Regions from separate parts of the Homo sapiens genome. Here region 2 is linked to region 1. A link is an interaction called in ENCODE POLR2A ChIA-PET data of the cell type or tissue named here. Cell type or tissue: GM12878. All regions are shown on one strand.

Region 1 (4,000 bases):
TCCTGGGCTCAAGCTATCCACCTGCCTCGGCTTCCCAAAGTGCAGGGATACAGGCATGAGCTGCCGCGCCCGGCCTGGGTCCTTCATTTTAGACACCAGATGCTAATCCTGGGCTTCTGGAAGACCCTTTCACGTTTCTTTTTCTGCTGGGAAACACATCATACCCTCTTCCAACCACTCACAGATGCTGTCTCCTAAGCCCAAAGGCCCATGTTGCAGTTTAGCTAGGGCCTTTCCAAGTTAGTAAATTCTTCTGGCACGGCCCCCTGCTGCCACCTGCTGGCTGTATCCATCGATGCCGCTATGGGTATTGTTTCCTATTCATGAGACCTGTATGAAGGGAGTTAGTCTTTCCCATCCTATCATCCATCATGGGATAAGAATTTCATCTACCTAAATTTTTTTTCTTTACAGTATTTTCACCTTGTTCTATTTTTTAAAGAAAAGTCCTTTAGCAAATCTGTGTGCAGGTCACAGATGGTCTCACCAGACTTGCCCAAACCTAAAGAAACATCTCTGTATTTGGGCACTGCAATTTGCAAAAGGACAAAAGAGTCAAATGTATATCAGTTCTCATTAGCTCCCTGACAGCAATTATATTACATTCAAATAAGTTGAATTGTGGATAATACATAAAATGCTAAATACCAAGTTTTCTTTGAAACTGGTAAAATATTTCGAAAATCTTTTGAAAACACTTCAAAACCAGACAAGATTTTTGTGTGTGTGTGTGAGACAGGGTCTCACTCTGTCACCCAGGCTGGAGTGCACTGGTGCGATCTCAGTTCACTGCAACCTCCACCTCCCGGGCTCAAGCGATTCTCCCACCTCAGCCTCCTGAGTAGCTGGGACTACAGGCACACGCTACCATGCTCGGCTAAGTTTTTGTATTTTTTGGTAGAGAGGGGGTTTCACCATGTTGGCTAGGCTGGTCTTGAACTCCTGACCTCAAGTGATCCACCTGCCTTGGCCTCCCAAAGTGTTGGGATTACAAGCGTGAGCCACTGTGCCCGGCCCCAGACAAGATTGTTTATTGTTGTTATTTTAAACTTTAATACAGACATAAAAACAAAATCTGTGGAAATACAACAAGAATTACTTTACAGATTCTTTGGCCCTTTTGAAATAAGGAGAGCTAAGAATGAAGAGTCAATTTTGTGTTTATAGATGAAACTAATTTGTGAATGGGCAAAACTGAAAACGCATAAGAGTCCAAGCCTGGGCATTGGAGGGTAAGGCATTAAAATTAAGAATTTCTGACTACATCTTTATTTATTATTGTTTCTTTCACCTTCCCTCCACCCCAGGTTCCTGCTTTGTCTTCTCACTTCACATTGAACTTGTTTCCAGCACATGTACATAAGAGACATCCATCCTGTCATGACCTCTCGTTATAACAGGGGAGGTCAGTGGCACTGGAAATATATATTTTTTAATTTATTTTATCTTTTAAAAAAAATTTTGGCCAAGCTCGGTGGCTCACACCTGTAATCCCGGCACTTTGGGTGGCCAAGGTGGGCAGATCACCTGAAGTAAGGAGTTCAAGACCAGCCTGGCCAACATGGCAAAACCCTGTCTCTACTAAAAATACAAAAATTAGCCAGGCGTGGTGGTGTGTGCCTGTAATCCCAGCTACTTGGGAGGCTGAGGCAAGAGAATCACTTGAACTCGGGAGGCGGAGGCCGCAGTGAGCCGAGATTGCACCACTGCACTGCAGCCTGGATAAGAGAATGAGCCTCTGTCTCAAAAAAAAAAAAAAAAAGTACAGAGATAGGGAGTCTTGCTTTGTTGCCCAGGTTGGTCTTGAACTCCTGGCCTCAAGAGATTCTCTTGCCTTGGCCTTCCAAAGTGCTGAGATTACAGGTGTGAGCCACCACATCTGGCCTGAAAATATTTTTTACAGGGCGCTGTATTATTATTATTATTATTATTATCATTATTATCATTATTTGACACGGAGTCTTGCTCTGTTGCCCAGGCTGGAGTGCAGTGGGGTGATCTCAGCTCATTGCAACCTCTGCCTCCTGGGTTCAAGCAATTATCCTGTCTCAGCCTCCTGAGTAGCTGGGACTACAGGCGCACGCTGCCACACCCAGCTAATTTTTTTGTATTTTAGTAGAGATGGGGTTTCACCATGTTATCCAGGCTGGTCTCGAACTCCTGAGCTCAGGCAATCCACCGGCCTCAGCCTCCCAAAGTGCTGGGATTACAGGTGTGAGCCACTGTGCTGGGCCATGGCAGTGTATTATTTTTAAGGGCAGTGTAAGAGTTGGGAAAAGAGGCTGGGTGCAGTGGCTCATGCCTGTAATCCCAGCTCTTTGGGAGGCCAAGGAGGAAGGATCCCTTGAGGCCAAGAGTTTGAGACCAGCCTGGGCAACATAGCGAGACCCCCGTCTCTACCAAAAATAACAAAGTTAGCTGGGTGTGGTGGTGTGTGCCTGTAGTCCAAGCTCTTTGGGAGGCCAAGGTGAGAGGAGACCCTGAGTCCAGGAGTTTGAGGCAGCAGTGAGCTGTGTTCATGCCACTGCACTCCAGCCTGGGTGACAGAGTGAGACTCTGTCTCAAAAAAAAAAAAAAAGAAAAAAAAATTACATAAAACTTCTATTGCCTGAAGCCTTAGAGCTTTACAGAGACTCTGAATCACATCAAAATTATGAGCGAGGAGTCAACTTACAGACATTGCCTTGAAAGGTGGGAAAGGGAGAAGGTCTTTAATAAATGCTACCTTGAAAATGTCATCATAAGCCAGCATGATGTCTCATGCCTGTAATCCCAGCACTTTGGGAGGCCAAAGCATGCAGATTATTTGAGGTCAGGAGTTTGAGACCAGCCTGGCCAACATGGTGAAACTCCATCTTTATTAAAAATACAACAACAAAAAAATTGGCTGGTGTGGTGGTGCACACCTGTAATCCCAGCTACTCAGGAGGCTGGGCCTCGAGAATTGCTTGAACCCAGGAGGCAGAGGCTGCAGTGAGCCAAGATCGCACCACTGCACTCTATTCTGGGTAACAGAGTGAGACTCTGTCTCAAAAAGAAATAAATAAGGCCAGGCACAGTGGCTCATGCCTGTAATCCCAGCAATTTGGGAGGCTGAGGCAGGTGGATCGCCGGAGGTTGGGAGTTCGAGACCAGCCTGACCAACATGGAGAAACCCCATCTCTACTAAAAATACAGAAAATTAGCCAGGTGTAGTGGCACATGCCTGTAGTCACACCTATTCGGGAAGCTGAGGCAGGAGAATCACTTGAACCCCAGAGTTGGAGGTTGTGGTGAGCCAAGATCATGCCATTGCACTCCCACCTGGGCAACAAGAGCAAAACTCCGTCTCAAAATAAATAAAATAAAATAAAATAAAATAAAATAAAATAAAATAAAATAAATGTCATCATAGATTTGGTTCTTTCAGGTGGAGGGGCCAGGTAGATCAGCCCATGCTTCGTCAGGTGAACTTCTTGTTCTTGCCATAGGAATCTAGCGATGGGTATGTTAACACATGTCAATCCTACCAGGGGGAAAACAGATGCTAATAGGCTGAGTCGTGTAAAACATCTCAAGAAATTCTGTCAAATCCTAATAAAATAAGAGCAATTGTTAATCAAATTCAGTATTACAAAACATTTTAATCTTTGGTCAATTATTTAATAGTGATTTTGAGCACTTACTAACTACTCTGATTTAGCATACATTGTTTCTTTTAATCCTCACAACAATTCTATGAAAGCACCATACTATCATCAGCAGCACCATCCTTATTTTATTTTACTTTTGAGACAGGGTCTCACTCTGTTGCCCAGGCTGGAGTGCAATCAGAGCTCACTGCAGCCTCGACTTCCCAGGCTCAAGTGATCCTCGCATCTCAGTCTCCCAAGTACCTGGGACCACAGGCACACGCCACCATGTCCAGCTAATTTTTAAATTCTTTTGTAGAGATGGGGTCTTGCTATGTTGCCCAGACTGGTCTTGCATTCCTGAGCTCAAGCATCCTCTGTCTCTGCCT
Region 2 (4,000 bases), 710 kb after region 1:
CCCCACAGAGGCCTTCAATCCTACTTAAAGATATTTTACACACAGTAACCATCAGGATTTACTGAGTAAAAATCTCAGGTATTAACCATGCCCCTAAAATGTGCTATTCCAAAGAGGAACAGGTTACTTTTGAGGAAAAAAGCTGCCTTGGTAACTTCCCTCAAATGTTTATTTTAAATAAAAATGGTTGATGGAAATATTTTTTAAAAGAACTTTGGGTATAATATGGCATACTGCCCATCAAACAAAAAAGGAAACCAAAACTTTCTTTCCATTTATAATAAGTTTTCCACCTTTACTATCAAGATTACAACTTATTGACCTTTTATGCTTGCTTGGTTTTTTTGACTGCCTAATCCAATGTTTAAATTTTTAAAAGTCTGCATTTCAATGTAGTAGGAGTTATTTTTCAAATAATCTTCAGAACCCAGAATACAGAGCAACTCTCAGAATACCAGAGCAACACTCTCAAGTCATACTTTTGAACCCAGAATACCAGAATACCAGACTTCAGAACCCAGAATACCAGAGCAACACTCTCAAGTCATACTTTTGACTACAATTAAGAGATGAAAATGGACGGATATCTGAAGATAGGTATTCCCTCTGCTCTGAAGGTGAGCAAGATTTTAACATGTGAGCAACACAGAACTCCACTCCTCTGGAGCTCCTTTCAACTCAGAATGCTTCAGTTCAGTAAGTCAATATATTATTCTTAAAAATTAAAGTTTGGTCACTAAGAAGGACTGAACAAAAATTATTCCCCTCCCGCCAAACACAACCAGAACAGTTCTAATCAGGCCCTCTTCTCCCCACAAAAATAGGGAAGTAGCTGGGCTGAAGACTTTAAGTGTGACATTTCAGTTCCTAAAACATCACTGCTATTTGCTCAAAGTTGTAGGTCTATGTATTTCCTTCTCCAATACGTCCCCATTTATAAGTTTATTTCCATGCATACAAACGTGCACATGTGTGCACGTGCACACCCACACACACACACTCACTCTCAAGTAAGACACTTTTTTGTGTTTGTTGATAAATTATGAGGATTATGAACCAGGTGTGTACAGGGTTTCATAGGTGCTTTGTAAACATCAGAGTCACTTGGGTCCTTTCCTCCACAAGCCTCAAATCAAATTACGCAACCAATGACCACTACTTTCCCAGACGCTGTTCACAGGCTGCATATTGACGAAGGGCAGAGAAAAAGTCCTCATAACTGATGTTTAGGTGGGAAGGCAAAGAGACAATCTCAGTCAATCTGATGTGCCAGGGAAGAAAGCCTAATGTGCTGTCCACAGGACCGAACTTCAATACTAAATCAGGATCAGGACAACCATTTGAACTAAGTAAACTGCCTAACGTATCTACATCCAAATCTGTGGGTCTCTTTTGCTTCTGGGCCACTAACTGGCAAAAGTCCTGAGCAGCTCTTACAATATCTGCTTTTCCATCTTCCGGAGACAGCACCTTCACTGCCAAATGGCAATTTAAAACTTGATCGTCTTTGTCATTACTATTTGCAAATTCTGGTGAGTATTTTGAACAATCTAGGCCCAGAAGTTCTTGCTGTTGTTTTAAAATTTCATCCATCAATCTGGAATTATTTCTTTTGAAAATACCTTGGTGGTCGTAGACGCTAATGTAGGAGATGCCCACGGCCATACACCACACCACGAGGCTCGCGATGTCCGAGAAGCTGGGTTCCTGCTCCACCTCGGTGATCACCAGGCCCATATGCACAGGCAGCTTCTCCAAGGAACGACCGTCCGCGCGCCAGCGCATCCGGTGGTGTGCGGCTGCCAGGCACGACCCCCCGCGCGGGTGCCGGTGGTGACGGCGGTTCCTGCCGACTGCCGGGGGCTTGCGGAGCGTGAAGCCGAGCGGCGCTAGGACCGCGGCAGAGGCGGCTCGGCAGCAGCGCCGCCAGATCCAGTTCCAGGTGCCGAACCGAACGCGGAGCCAGGAGGTGAGCGTGCGGTGCAGACAGAGCAGCGCGTGCAGCACCCGCCACACCAGCTCGTACAGCCCCGTCATACTCTTGTGGCCCTCGGACAACCCCTCTCCCTCCCGCCCACTCCCGCAGCGCGACGGCTTTTTATCCGCCCCTGCGGCCGCGCGGGCCATCGCTCCGCGTCCCCCCGCCCCCCGAGCCCGAACCCCTTTCCACTGCCAACATCTCACCTCGCCCCCGCCGCCATCTTCCCATGCCTTCTATTTTATACAAGCAAAAAGAATAGAAGAAAGCAGCTTACCTGCCACCAGCCCCAAACCTCACTTTAAAATCAAGTCAGTCCACATGGCCAAGGATGCTTGTCTTTTCACAGACATCCTCGAAATGAAACATCTGCTGCCTGCTAACAGCATGATGAAGACTCCAAACTTTCCCATCAACCACACGCTCTCCTGGAATACATCACTCCACCGTTATCTTCCTCTATATTCCAGAACTGAATTCTCATGACCTTTAACCTCCAGTCACTTCCCCAAATTGGAATGTGTAGGGCAGCAGTGAACTGCATAACCGGACCTAACATGCTTACGAAAACGTCTCCCACTTTTTCATTTTCAACCTCTCCATTACAAGTATTCCCATCCTTAAGCTTGGATATAGCTCTATTTCATTCATATATCCAATCTGAGATCCTCTTTCATTATTAGGTGAGTTAAATCATTTATATTCAGTGTGAGCTTTTGGCCTTCTCTCTAAAGCAGTGAGTCTTTTTTTTTTTTTTTTTTTTTTTTTTTTAATGGGACAAAGTCTCGCTCTGTTGCTCAGGCTGGAGTACAGTGGGGCGCGGTCTTGGCTCACTGCAACCTCCACCTCCTGGGTTCAAGTGATTCTCCTGCATCAGCCTCCCGAGTAGCTGGGATTACAGGCATGCACCACCACACCTGGCTAATTTTTGTATTTTTAGTAGAGACGGGGTTTCACCATGTTGGCCAGGCTGGTCTCCAACTCCTGACCTCAGGTGATCTGCCCGCCTCAGTCTCCCAAAGTGCTGAGATTACAGGTGTGAGCCACCATGCCAGGCTGAGCCGAGAGTCTAGCAGTGAGTCTTAACAGGGGGTGGTCTTGCCCCCCACGGGACATTCAGGAATATCTGTAGACGTTTGTTTTGATTTTCACAATGAGGTGCTATCAGCATCTAGTTTGTAGAAGCCAGAGATGCTGCTAAACATCCTACAATGCACAGTCTGCTCCACCCACCACGAAGGAGTTGTTATAGATGTTCAAGAGTCATATATTCTATTTCTTAATAATTATCTCCTAGAGATGCAATCGTTGACATTTCTGGGCTGTGAATCACTGGCCCAGTACACACGCTATAAATCACCTCCATAGAACACCCTGTTTTCTGACTTCCAAAGGCTCCTAATCACTGCTTCACACGCTCAGCAACACTGACCCCAGGATCTGGTGTTGATTAACAAACACTGATCCATAATCACTTCCATCTACTGTCCCCCCAAAACTCACTTACTTCATCCCCAAACCCCTTAATTACAAACACTTAATCACTAAGAAGCATAGATTTCATAAGACTAAGGCCCCACCCAGACCACATGGAACAAAAGCTACCCCACAGGCACCAGTCATATGGCCTCTAACCACTGACCCCTAGAGCACCCATATCCCAGAAGCCCACCAGTCACTATCTTGTAGCTTGGAAGTTGTCACTCCCATCCTCACAAGAAAAAGAGCTGAACAAACGGAAACAAAACAACTCTTCCCAGATTTGTCAGAGAATTGAGGGCACAGGGCAAACTGATGCCCTGAAAAAGTGGAAAGACAGCAATACAGAGAATCACAGCTTATCAGGAGCAGGCATGAGTAGGAAAAGGTAAACCAACAGATCAACTATTGGAGTCTGAGCTGCTCTCAACTACTGGACATGAAGTTCCTCTGTCCCCTCATCCCTGCCAAAACATGGCATGATCCAGCTCTCCAATTTATGGCAGGTGTAATGGGGCAGGTGTAAATAAGTTGATTACATCA

The links. ChIA-PET counts read pairs that join two places held together with the same protein. Peaks named below come from ENCODE experiments on the same cell type or tissue, not always from the same donor. Only the 100,000 strongest peaks of a DNase experiment are listed, where the experiment ranks them.
Region 2: POLR2A ChIA-PET joins it to region 1 with 6 read pairs; 1 of 35 experiments calls an interaction of 5 or more read pairs at or near these places.

What each region holds. Positions count from the first base shown.
Region 1 is chrX:46,796,512-46,800,511 of GRCh38, forward strand. No RefSeq gene overlaps it. Among named protein-coding and RNA genes, the nearest start is that of RP2, 39 kb to the right of the region's middle. RefSeq lists enhancers at 183-232, 323-372. In GM12878, a CTCF peak has its summit at 273 (motif pointing left); a DNase peak (open chromatin) is centred at 249.
Region 2 is chrX:47,511,447-47,515,446 of GRCh38, forward strand. It overlaps LOC124905183 (a long non-coding RNA gene), which reads right to left and starts at 2,415. Exons shown (of 2, transcript XR_007068224.1): 1 at 2,256-2,415. It also overlaps the pseudogene NUS1P1. RefSeq lists enhancers at 1,324-1,825, 1,826-2,325. In GM12878, no CTCF peak of the experiment used is centred here; no DNase peak of the experiment used is centred here; H3K4me3 peaks cover 569 bases.